2 separate regions of the Homo sapiens genome follow, and region 1 is linked to region 2. A link is an interaction called in ENCODE POLR2A ChIA-PET data of the cell type or tissue named here. Cell type or tissue: PC-9. All regions are shown on one strand. Each heading gives the region's core, and the rest is flanking DNA. Links, peaks and the distances in the headings are about the cores only.

What was found. Peaks named below come from ENCODE experiments on the same cell type or tissue, not always from the same donor. Only the 100,000 strongest peaks of a DNase experiment are listed, where the experiment ranks them.
Region 1: POLR2A ChIA-PET joins it to region 2 with 20 read pairs; 3 of 35 experiments call an interaction of 5 or more read pairs at or near these places.

Annotation. Positions count from the first base shown.
Region 1 is chr15:59,882,582-59,887,581 of GRCh38, forward strand. No RefSeq gene overlaps it. Among named protein-coding and RNA genes, the nearest start is that of FOXB1, 120 kb to the right of the region's middle. In PC-9, for the core only: no CTCF peak of the experiment used is centred there; a DNase peak (open chromatin) is centred at 4,810.
Region 2 is chr15:60,124,016-60,132,007 of GRCh38, forward strand. No RefSeq gene overlaps it. Among named protein-coding and RNA genes, the nearest start is that of FOXB1, 120 kb to the left of the region's middle. RefSeq lists enhancers at 3,864-4,053, 4,617-5,118. In PC-9, for the core only: a CTCF peak has its summit at 3,723; DNase peaks (open chromatin) are centred at 3,786 and 4,176; H3K4me3 peaks cover 1,483 bases; H3K27ac peaks cover 2,250 bases.

The DNA.
Region 1 (5,000 bases), core at 1-5,000, 240 kb before region 2:
CGTTCAGTCAGAGACAGATTAAAACAAAGATAAGGCCAGGCGCGGTGGCTCACGCCTGTAATCCCAGCCCTTTGGGAGGCCGAGGCGGGCGGATCACGAGGTCAGGAAATGGAGAGCATCCTGGCTAACATGGTGAAACCCCGTCTCCACTAAAAATACAAAAAAGAAAATTAGCCAGGCGTGGTGGCAGGCGCCTGTAGTCCCAGAGTCCTAGCTACTTGGGAGGCTGAGGCAGGAGAATGGCGTGAACCTGGGAGGCGGAGCTTGCAGTAGCCGAGACTGTGCCACTGCACTCCAACCTGGGCGACAGAGCGAGACTCTGTCTCAAAAAATAAACAAACAAACAAACAAACAAAAAACAAAGATAAATAATGACCCTATGGGATAATAGCAAAACAGAGGTCCCTAGCATCAGGAGCCAAGAGCTCTACTAAATTTCCACAAAGTAATGCATCCATGAAACAGACAGGATGCATTTTGGGGGAACTTCTTTGTCAAAAAAAAAAAAAAAAAAAACAAATCTAGAAGCAGAATTAATATAGGCAGAATATAGGATAGATAGAATAGTGACAGAAATAAAATGGGGTTTGCAATGTAAAAAAAATCAACTGATGACTCCCGAAAATAAAAACAAATGGGAAAAAAAAATTGCACCTGGTATTCTTGGAGGAGAGGAAACAGTGTTGAGTTAAGGTCAGGAGAGATGGAGGAGGGAGGCCTGATCTGGGCTCAGGCAGAGAAGTCTGATGGTGGGGAGGCCGTGTGGGGCCTGGCAGTCTGGAGGAAGGGATTGGCTGACTCACATTAGTGCAGGGGGCTTCCAGGTCAAGGAGGAAGCAGGTGATTGGTTTACCCACATCCCACAATTCCTAAGCAGCGGCTGATTAGCTGTGAAGCTAACAAAGATTAAGCTTTGAGGGCCCTCACTTGCAAAATCCCTTCCAAGATCCTGTGAGGGGCTCTTGCAATTTGTTCCCATGGTCATATGTGCTTGTAACATTTGCATAACAAGTGGTTAAGTCACTTACTGTTTCTAACCTAATTTTCCCTGTATCCTACTGCCCCTCATGATGTGTGGTGTTAAAGTGGTCACGAGCATCTTGGGGGATCCAGCTAAAAGGAAGTTGATTTGGAGATCCATTTAAGTTGGGTTCTGTGGATCATATTAATGTAGTTCATGGTCTCTTCTATGTAGTTAAGATATTGCTTGCCATCCTGGTATAGGGTTGTCTTCCAGGAATGCTACTACCCAGGAATGCTAATGCTACTGTTACTCACTTTGCTGGCTTATAAAGATGCAGAGCAAGAGATGCTAGAGCAAGGCCAGGCACAGTGGCTCACGCCTGTAATCCCAGCAGTTTGGGAGGCTGAGGCGAGTGGATCACTTGAGGTCAGGAGTTTGAGACCAGCCTGGCCAACATGGTGAAACCCCATTTCTACTAGAAATACAAAAATTAGCCAGGCTTGGTGGCGTGCACCCATAATCCCAGCTGCTCGGGAGGCTGAGGCAGGAGAATCGCTTGAGCCCAGGAAGCGGAGGTTGCAGTGAGCCAAGATCAAGCCACTGCACTCCAGCCTGGGTGACCGGGCAAGACTCTGTCTCAAATAAATAAATAAATAAATAAATAAATAAATACAATACTAAAAATCTATGTGATGTTATCAATTATAATTTATAAAGATAAAAAAATTCAAAATAGACAATAAGTGAAATTCTTTCTACCAACCATATTAAAGACTGAATTATCTCTGTGGTTTCTATATAGAAAATATTACAAAATTGTCACTTGAGAAGGCAATGAAAATGTATGCAGCTGGCAAATATTGGGGAGAAAATATAGAAACACATGAAGCACACAGTGATGAGCTTAATCAATGTGACGCTTGTGGTTTTTGTTGGTATTTAACATTTTGTTGCTTATTTTTATTTATATTGTTATTCTAAATAAATACAGTTGATCCTTGAAAAACACAGACTTGAATTGTGCAGGCCACTTATATGTGGAGCGTTTTTCAATGAATGTATTGGAAAATTTTTTGGAGACTTGAGACAATTTGAAAAAACTCACAGATGAACAACTACTCCTGAGACAGCAGATCAACCTCTCCTCTCCCTCCTCCTCAGCCTACTCAACAAGAAGACAGTGATGATGAAGCCCTTTATGATGATCATAATCCACTTTTATTTAATGAATAGTAAATACATTTTCTCCTCCTTATGATTTTCTTAACGTTTTCTTTTCTCTAAATTACTTTATTATAAGAATACAGTATATAATACATATAAACATACAAAATACATGTTAATTGACTGTTTATGTTATCGGTAAGGTTCCAGTCAAGAATAAGCCATTAGTAGTTAATTTTCTGGGGAGTCAAAAGTTATACATGGATTTTTTGTATTACACAGGGGTCGACACTGTTTGAGGGTTAGCTGTATATACCCACTCATGCCTAATTTTGTGTCTGTAGTTTTGTGTTTTTTCACAGGGCCCTTCCCCTTCCCCACCCCACCCCACCCAAGAATGTGTAAGCTTTCTTCAAGCCCCACAAAATCTGCCCCTGCGGTTGGACTTCCTCCACTGGACAAGGGACAAAGGTCAGAGGGGAAGACATCTTGAACCAGCCCTCCTAGCCCCACCCAGCGACCTTGACAAGGATCTAAATTTTTGTAATCTGCATTAATTATCAGTTGATGAAGTTTTATATTATTATTATTTAGACGGAATCTCACTCTGTGACCCAGTCTGGAGTGCAGTGGCAAAATCTCAGCTCACTGCAACCTCTACCTCCTGGGTTCAAGCAATTCTCGTGCCTCAGTCATCCTAGTAGCTAGGATTACAGCTGTGTGTCACTACGCTTGGCTAATTTTTTTATTTTTAGTAGAGGTGGAGTTTCACCACATTGGCCAGGCTGGTCTCGAACTCCTGACCTCAAGCAATCCACCCACCCAAAATGTAGGCATTACAGGTGTGAGCCACCGCACCTGGCCAGTTGATGAGTCTTCATGCTAGTTTGCTTCCTGAAATATCTTTCTACGTGTTTGCTGAAATCTAACTGGCGCCTGGGATTACTTTAGCAGGGCTGAGTCTTATTTTTCTCCAATTCAGCTTAAACTGCAAATGCTTCATTTAGTTAAACCTTCAGGATAAATTAGCTTCGTTTTTCCCTGGTCTTGCAGTATGGGGCAGGGGAGGACTAGGGGGAGGGGAACAGAAGGATCTGGATAGGGAAGAGGAAGAGATTGACAAGGGAGCAGGAAGGAGCAGGAACAAGAATGAGTACCCTCCCCACCTATGAGATATGGAAGGAGGCAGAAAAGCAAAGTGTGAGAACAGAGAGCAGCCTCCCAGGTGAGCAGCTCTTACTCGTTTTCCTCCAGCAGACGTGCCAAACAGTGGCTGTGCACCGAAGGTTGCCGGCAAGCCGCTACCAGTCCGGACAGCTCATGCTGCATGATTTATGAAGTGTTTTTGAGCCCAGCCCCATATCCTATAAAGAAGGCTCATTCCCTGGGGATTCGTTAATCAAGGAGCACTGTACAAACACCACTTCCTGTGGGATGTTAATAGTGTCTGTAAGCAGGAGAGGGAGTGAGTGAGAGCAGGGAATCATTGTTTAGCAGAGAGAGAAATTAGCTCACAGCTGAAAAAGAGAACTCGCCTTGATGTAGAAAAGATTCCTTTGTTAACAAGTGAACAATAAGCAACTTATGTAAGCGTTTTGAAATTTGAAAAGTGGATGCTGTAGTTAACTAAAAAGTAAATACTTTCTTCAAGCTCCTAGGCTGCTTGCTGTTGAAGTTTTTTGGGATGAGGGAGCAAGCTGCTATGCCTGATCCCAGCCTGAGAACCAACTTTGGCTGCTTATTTACATGAGTTGTTTGTTTATGTGGCTTATTATGGCTGAAGGAGAAAAAATGGGACTTTTAAAAAAAATGTGTTTCTTTTGGTACACAGGCAAGAGAGAGGAGAGAAATGCAGACAATGGTGTGCCAATTTTTCCCCAACACCCTCCCCTGGCTTTCAGCCCTGGTGGGAGGAGTGGGGCCAGGAGTGAAAGGAGCTCTCAGCAGAAGCAATGCTGTGGGAGGCCTGGGAGACAAAAAAAGTGCAGGGTTGGGGAGAGGAAAAATCTTCCAGGTTTGGAAGCATCGGGGAGGAATGCCCTGGCACAGATGTCGGAGTTCTCAAGGTGCACTGTCAGCAGAGTGGCACTCACATGTAGCTGTGCCACTAGGATATTGACAAGGAGTCCGAGCAATGGAACAGGAGAGGAGAGAAGGCCTTGTGGCAACTGAGCTGGTAGAGTCATGAGCCAGACTCCACGCTGGCCAGGTGGTCTCTTTGCCCTCATCCCCCTTGACCCATCCCCTAATCTAGATCCTGCCATTTTTAAGGCCAAGAAAAAAGAAATTCTTAAGGAAAAGAAGAGAAGAGGCCATGTGTCTCCCAAGCCTAAGACTAATTGCTTCTGCATTCCACTTGAAGAATAGAAGTCACACTGCTTGGAGGCAGCTCTGGGTCATCATGTCACACCAGTCACAACGTCAGAAACAATCTGGATTTTGAGGCAATGAGACCAGGACTCTTGGAGCCTAAATACAAACAGGGAATCCAGTGAGATATATTTTAACAGGGAGACTCCCCTCTCGATGTCTACACTTATCAGTTCAGGTTGCTGTAACAAATGACCATAGATTAAGTGGCTTAAACCACAAACACTTATTCTGAAGGCTAGGAAGTCCAAGATCAGAGTGTCAGCCGATCTGGTGTCTGGTGACAATCTTCTTCCTGGTTTGCAGTTGCCATTTCTTTGTTATGTCCTCACATGGCAAAAACCAGTTGGACGGGAGAAAATTTTTGCAATCTATGCATCTGACAAAGGCCTAATATCTGAATCTACAAGGAACTTAAACAAATTTACAAGAAAAAAAACAAACAAACAACCTCATCAAAGAGTGGGTGAAGGATATGAACAGACACTTCTCAAAAGAAGAC
Region 2 (7,992 bases), core at 1,507-6,506:
TGCACACCTGTAGTCTCAGCTATCCAGGAGGCTGAGGCAGGAGAATCGCTTGAACCCAGGAGGCAGAGGTTGCAGTAAGTCGAGACTGTGCCACTGCACTCCAGCCTGGGTGACAGAGTGAGACTCTGTCTCAAAAAAAAAAAAAAACAAACACACACAAAAATCTACCCAAATCTAGTCAAATTTTCAGATATTACTTCCAGGTTATAGGAGATACAGAAGGTAGAAGAACAGGAGAAATGATATCGCAAAAAGAAAAAGTCAGATGATTGAAGAATTATTCAGTTCTATGGGACAACTGACTTGTATCCTCAATAAATAAATGTCATGGAAATGGAGAGGAAAGAAAGAGATGAATTCTTGCATGGATAATCCACAAGAATTGGAATTATGAAATTCTATCATCTTCTGGAAGACGAATTTCTTCCTAGAACAGTGCCCAGAGCAAGAACGAGGCCATATTGAACACTCAATACATATCTGGGCTCTCAGTACGTATCTGTTAAAAGTAAGAATGGATAAGTAAGTGAATTAAATGTATTGATGAGACAAAGAGGCTCAGAGTGCTATGTGCTGTGCTCAGTGGGGACAGCAGGTTGGTGGCAGAGCTTGGACTGATGCTTGATCTATCAATCCCTAACCTGGTGCTTGTTCCGTAGTTCCCTGTTTATTTTTGCTTTTTCATATATAATTTAGTTCCAGATTTTAAAAAACCTTAAGAGACATAACAACCAGATGTAATGGGTGGTTCCTAGTTGGATCCTGGTTTGAATAAGCCCAGCTGAGAAACTGAACAGGAACTGGCTATAAGATAACATTAACACATCTCTGAGAATGCTGTCAGGTGAGACGTGGGTATTGTGGTTACACAGGAAGCAGTCAGTTATTGTTTTCTGGAAACGTATACTAAAATTTTTAGAGGGAAAAGTCATGATATTGGCAATTTTCTTTAAAACATTGCAACATAAAGAACTTGGTGAACCATTTCCAGTAACATGTTAGTAACTATCAAATCTAGGAAATGGAGACACGAGCACTGATTAGGTTTCTCTTTGTTCTATGTGAAATGTTCATAATGAGATGGGTGGGTAGGCAGGTAGATGGATAGATAGACACCCAGCTACCCAGCCAGAAAAATTCTGGAATTCTTTCATGTCTCAATGAAATTATCAATTTTGCCTTAGTAGGATGGGAATGATATTAAAAATTTTTTCTCAAACAGCTATTTTCTAAGAATGTTAACTTTAACATTGACTTAATTCTTATTAAGAGAAACAACTTTATTCTTCAACATCTTCAAGTCACATGCATTTACACAGCACGTGTTGTATTGAATAAAGAGCTTAGAAACGACCAAAGTGCCCCAAAACATTTGGAATGTGTTTCTCAAACAGTGTGCAGGAAATGCTATTCCTCACAATGTTTCATTAAGATAAACTAGGGGGAGAGGGTGCCAAGGCCGATTGAGTTTAGTAAATCCCCTGCTAGAGCAGTCTGTAGCTCTGTGCTGATGAAAAATCTCAGAAGACAGAAATGGGGAAGTGTGGATGCTGGGGAGGGAGATGAAGAGAGGTTGGTTGGTAATCCCAGAACTACGGGAGGCCGAGCTGTGTGGATCATTTGAGGTCAGGAGTTTGAGACCAGCCTGACCAACATAGTGAAACCCTGTCTCTCCTAAAAAATACAAAAATTAGCCAGGCGTGGTGGCGTGTGCCTGTAGTCCCAACTACTCAGGGAGCTGAGGTAGGAGAATCGCTTGAACACGGGAGGTGGAGGATGCAGTGAACTGAGATCACGGCACTGCCCGCCAGCCTGGGTGACAGAGTGAGACTCTGTCTCAAAAAAAAAAGAGAGACAGAGAGAGGTTGGTTATAGGTACAAAATAGTTAGAAGAAATAAGCTTTAATGTTTGATAGCAGACTAGGGTGACTACACTTAGCAAGAATATTAGGTACATTTCAAAGTAACTAGATGAGAGAACTTGAAATGATACCAACACAAAAATAATGATAAACACTGAGGGTGATGGATAACCCAGATATCCTGGCTTGATCATTACACATTCTATGCATGTAACAAACACATGTACCCCACACACATGTAAAATATTATGTATCAATAAAAGAGAAAACAACACATTCTAAACAATCTAGGAGAAGCTGACAGCCCTCAGTTACAGCATTTTGCACCGCATTTGAGTAGTAATTCTAAGAAGGTGCCACAGAGAGGGCTAGCAGCATGGCTTCTGGTTAACGCTGCACTGACCCAGAAGAATCCAGCTATTGGACTACTTGAGAGATGGAGAGAGACAGCTCTTCTTGCCTTCCTGCCTAGTTTACCCTGTGCACACCTCCAAATTTGCTCACAGAAGGGGAAGCATCTGCTGTGTGGTTGCAGCCATCGCACCCAACCTGCTTAGTGCAGGGTACTCCCTAAATTGTAAGATGTGATCACACATTTGAACATGAGAAAGCATTAAGGGGTTATTGGTTTACAGTTGCATGTGCTTAAGGAACTAAGTTGTACATGAAAAACACAAAAACGAAAGCAGGGAGTAGATTGTAGAATGAGCCCTGTGTGTGAAATTGGCAGACCTGTCAGTCCCAGGTTTGCCTCCAGCTGGCTACCCATTATTAACACAGGACCTAGCCTTCTAGGGCTGTGTGACCTCATCTATTGAATGTCTGTCTGTCTGTCTGTCTGTCTATCTATCTATCTATCTATCTATCTATCTATCCACCTACCTACCTATCAATCTATCTATCTATCTGTCTATCTATCTATCTATCTATCTATCTATCTATCCATCTGTCCGTCTGTCGGTCCATCCATCCATCCATCCGTCCATCCATCCGTCCGTCTATCCATCCATCCATCCATCCATCCATCCATCCATCCAGCCATCCTCTCATTCCATGAATAGTTTTTTTTGAGTGCCCAGTATGTGCCAAGTACTACACTAGGCAGTAGGCAGGCATGTCTGCCTCCAGAAGATGACAGATTTCCTAAAGCAGTGTACATTACTTCTGGATTATCTTTGTCAGGCTCCACTTCCCCTTTACCTTTTTTTTTTTTTTTTTTTGCACAAGTAATTGTGAGTAACTATAGGCACTTTTGAGAAGGGTGGCTTTCAGCTAAACCTAAAAGAAACTTCTGGGTAAATATAAATGATCAGCATAAAAACAACATAGTCGTTCTCTTGGGATTTTAAAACTGACATGGTGACAAATTGTTGATGGAGGATGGACAGCTTCCAGGGCAGAGAAAGTGAACTGGTGGCCCTGGCCAGGCCAGCCCAGCCCACAGCTGTGCTCAGTTAGGCTTGCCTGGTGTACCCACACAGCTGTTTTTCTCCTAACAGAGATTTGTTTCTCTAGACCACCGACTTTATCAAAAGTGGGAAAATCAGAATAGGATTAAGAACAAGAGATCTTTTCCAAAAAATTGTATTGACCATGCAGTGGGCTCTACCCTTTTTTGTTTTCTGTGTTTGTGTGTGTGTGTGTGTGTGTGTGTGTGTGTGTGTGTGTGTGCGCGCGCGCGCGCGCACGTTTGTTTTTGTATACCCCATCTGACCACAACAGCTGTTGGGTTTGTGGCACTTCACTCCAGACTAAAAGATAAGTTTGTCTGTACCTGGCCTCTCAAAAACGTCATTTGGAAAGTTGTTTCCTAATATGAGGGGTTGGGGGAAGGGAGCAGCGGAAGACGAGGAGAGGGTGCCCCCTTTCTGTAACTTCCCAGCTACAGCAGAGACAGACAAATCTCACACTGTAAGCCGAGACAGGCTGGGGATTATCTGGCTCACTCCTGATTTAATACATGAAGAAATGAAGCCTCAGAGAAGCCCAGAGCTTGCCCTAAGCCAGACAGCTGAACCGAAACAGGACCAACCCGCTCTCCTGACTCTGCCCTATGGTTTTTTCCCTCTCCTTTAAGATGCCTCAACCTCGAGTGAAAGTGAAACTGCAACTTCTATTAAATCATGCTTTTTAATCATCTCTGAGCACCACGACTTTTTACACGGTTTCCCCTCCTAGGTAATTATCTAAGTGAAATCTTTCATTCTGTCCTGGCATGAGGAGCCCAGAAAAATGAGCCCCCAAGAGTTGGCTCACTGGCAGCATGCCCTGCAAAGCTTCTCTGGTTTGCTAAGAAGCACTTCAGAGCCCCAAACTCATCTTTCTCATGTCACAAAAGAGTGACTGCTCCTGCAGGAATGTCACAAGTACAAAACAAAGGAACTCGGGATCATCAGTAGAGTTCAGTGTTAAGAACATGAACTTGGAACCAAACTGGAGTTGGGAAAAACTTTTCTTTGGCCCGGTTTCCTCTTCTTAACACCAAATAAACGATAGTACCTATTTCATACTGTTGTTGTTAAGTGAGATAATAAATAAGAAAATGCCCAAGGTAAGTGCCAAAAAGATGTCAGTTACTATAGTTATAAATAGGTAAACAAATGTATTATTCACTTGGACTGCTCTTAGTTCTTTTTGTTTTGGAAAGACCAGAGAATCATAATTCCCTTTCACAAGTTGTTTAGATATTGAAGTCCTAACAGAAATTTTGGATAAAGATTATTAAGAAAGCAGAAAATTTCCCAACACAAATCTTTTTTCTTTTCTTTTTTAAAATCTTACAGACAGCTTCAAGTAAAGTTCAATCCTAGTTAGTCACCTCTGAGGGGCTGTTACTCTGCTCTCCCTGTAGCATGTCATACTGGATGTGCTTATCAATGTTGCATTCTTTTTCTGCTTTCATCAGCCAACGTGGGGCACTGTGTGAAAAATGTAGCAATCACCTCTGTCCCCAACAGGTATACTAATTGTATCATTTCCATAACAAACTCATCCTTCACCCGCGTGAGTCCTTGGAATTTGTGGATAGTCCCTTCCATAGCCAGCTCTCCTCTCTGAGGGGTCTTTGTCTGGAAGGTTAAAGCCTAATGGTCCCAGAATATTGAGGGGGTGCCCAGGATAGGGGAGGACCGGATGACTTTGGAAGCATTTCGTGGTAGAACCAGGAAGTACAACCACCTAATTTAAGCATGTTTACAGCACAGTAGCATTGCAAACCACCTTAGAAATATGAACAGGAGAAACACCTGCAGCTCACAGAGGTAAGCCCTACGCTTAATTCCAGCATATGACTACCTCTGTCACTAAGAGTTGGGATTCGTCTTCATTAAACTACAAATGTATCTTTTTTGGTAAAATGATTTTTTTCTTGCCTTCCTCCAAAATACTGCACTTCTACCACCTACAGTTGAAGTCATTTTTCTGCCTGAGGGCATTGCTAGTTTTCTGGTTCTAAAAACCAAAGAGAAAGGAAGGGAAGCCTGAATGTCACTTTTCTGCACAAATTTGCAAAACTGCCGCCCAACCCCAGCCATCCCCAAGCCTCCACATGAGCAGCTACTTGCATGGCATTGCAACAAGGACCTATTGTGAAGCCCTGAGGTGAACAAACTGCTGAAAAGGGTTGTGAATTGCGGATTATTAGCATAAGTAACTTCTCAAATGAGTTTTCAGGAGGAGTCTTGGTTTCTTAGAAGGCTTAAGGCTTACTCTAAAAAGTAAATCATCACTGAAAGTTAAAAGAAGCAACAATCGTAAAAGACTAATTACCAACAATGTGAGGTCAATAAGATCACAAGTTAATTTTTAATTAATTAATCTATTTTTTGAGATGGAGTTTTGCTTTTGTCACCCAGACTGGAATGCAATGGTGCAATCTTGGCTTACTGCAACTTCCACCTCCTGGGTTCAAGTGATTCTCCTGCCTCAGCCTCCCAAGTAGCTGGGATTACAGGTGAGTGCCACCACGCCCAGCTAATTTTTGTATTTTTAGTAGAGACGAAGTTTCACCATGTTGGCCAGGCTGGTCTTGAACTCCTGACCTCATGATCTGCCCACCTCAGCCTCCCAAAGTGCTGAGATTACAGGGGTGAGCCACCAGGCCGGGCCACGAATTAATTTTTTAATCCATATCTCTATACAGCTATACCATAAAATGCTTATGGCTGTTAATATTTTCTGCATAGTGACATAATGGCTAATTTTCATTTAACTTTTATCAATCTGTATTTACTACTTTTGTCTGTAACAAATATATATTTCTTGTTGAAAAACTCAACTAAATAAAAATAAACAGATGGAAGCCTACTGAGGATCATAAAGTATGGGGCAGGCTGTGCGACTCTGGGCAGAATGCCTTGTTTTCATTGCTGCCTGCCGATGGCCCCTTCTCTTAGCTGCCCTAGGAAGAAAAACTCCATTAGCACTTGGAGGCCTAATGCGCTGAGTAGTGATCTTTATATGTTACACTAAACATGTCTGCTGTAATAGATTTCAAAATCTAACCTTCCTACCTTTACAAATTATGAATCCATGCCTACCACATTTGTTCTTTTCTTTGGCAAAGAAAACTCCCACAGGAAGTGGAAACACTCATTTTTTAACAGTGACTTTTTTATAATTAGGAATGGAGTCATGGTCTCAGTAGTGCTTTGCAGTATGTAATTCTCTGGGTTCTGTGATCTTTTCTCAAGCCACACTTCAAGTTTCTTTTTTAAGACAGTATCAGCCAATGTGCTGCATCAACTAGTGAGGGAGTAAGAAGAGAAACCTACCAGAACTGCACATTCCAGTTGGTTGTTCAGAAACAGAATAAGCAGTAGGGAAGAGATAAGCACCTGGTTTCATAAAAATTTCGAAACTGGGTTTTAGTTCCCCCTTTATATACATACTTAATTTTTAATGATGTTTCAGACCTTGGCTTAAATGTCAGTTCTACAGGAATGCCCTCCTTGACTCCTCATATTAGCTGGTCCTCCTATTATACTTTATCTTTGCACTTTGTTTTTGGGGTTATTTTATTTTATTTTATTTTGAGACAGAGTCTTGCTCTGTCGTCCAGGTTGGAATGCAGTGGCACAATCTCGGCGCGCTGCACTCTCCACCTCCCAAGTTCAAGCAATTCTACTGCCTCAGGCTCCCAAGCAGCTAGGATTACAGGCCACCACACTTGGCTAATTTTTATATTTTCAGTAGAGATGGAATTTCATCACGTTTCCCAGGCTGGTCTCAAACTCCTGACCTCAAGTGATCTGCCCACCTCAGCCTCTCAAAGTGCTGGGATTACAGGCGTGAGCTACCAAGCCCGGTCTGCATTTTGTATTTTTATGTTGGCATCTATCACTGCTATAATAAAGTAATTATGTGTGTAATTGTTTGTGTAACTGCCTGTTTCTCCCACCAGACTATGAGAGGAAAGACTATATCTGTCTTTTTGCTGTAATATTTTCAACATCTAGTTCTGAGACTAGAATATATATAGTTAAGTATTTATTGAATAAACGAAAGAAAGAGTGAAAGAAATACTCTCCAGCCCTTTGCTGTAACCTCTTTCTGCTTTTTGGTATTTGGCTTCGCATTAATTGCCTAGCAAACTCATGATAATATAAATAATTATTGTGCAACTGCTATACAGTTATTATTGGATATAAATGGTCCTTCACACTTTTCATGTGCTTTTCAATGTAGAGAAGATGAGGTGGTGGTGTTGTTACATCCATACTAGAGTTGAGGGACAAGAGGTTCAGCAAATGATTTATCCAATCAAAGTTACAAAGAGCTAGAACCACAAACTGCAAACACGTTCTACAGAACATTGACCCTCAGGAACGCAAGGCTCATCTGCTTCCATGAGCAGCAGTCCCCACCCCAAAGTCCTTCTTTGCAGAACTTCCGTTTCTGGGCCTTCTTTATTGTAGAGGTTCAAATGGGTATAATCAATAATGTTTTAATTTCATTCCAGATAAGATTTGTATTTTAATAGAGGCCCTTGAGGTAATTTTAGGTGATACAATAGTCTTTTAAAATATAGTTATAAGTTTACTTTGATGTGAATTATTGAAAAATGCAAATAGACACCTAATGTGTAATTTCACAGATGTTACTGCTTTGGATGAGGCTAAGTATAAAGAAA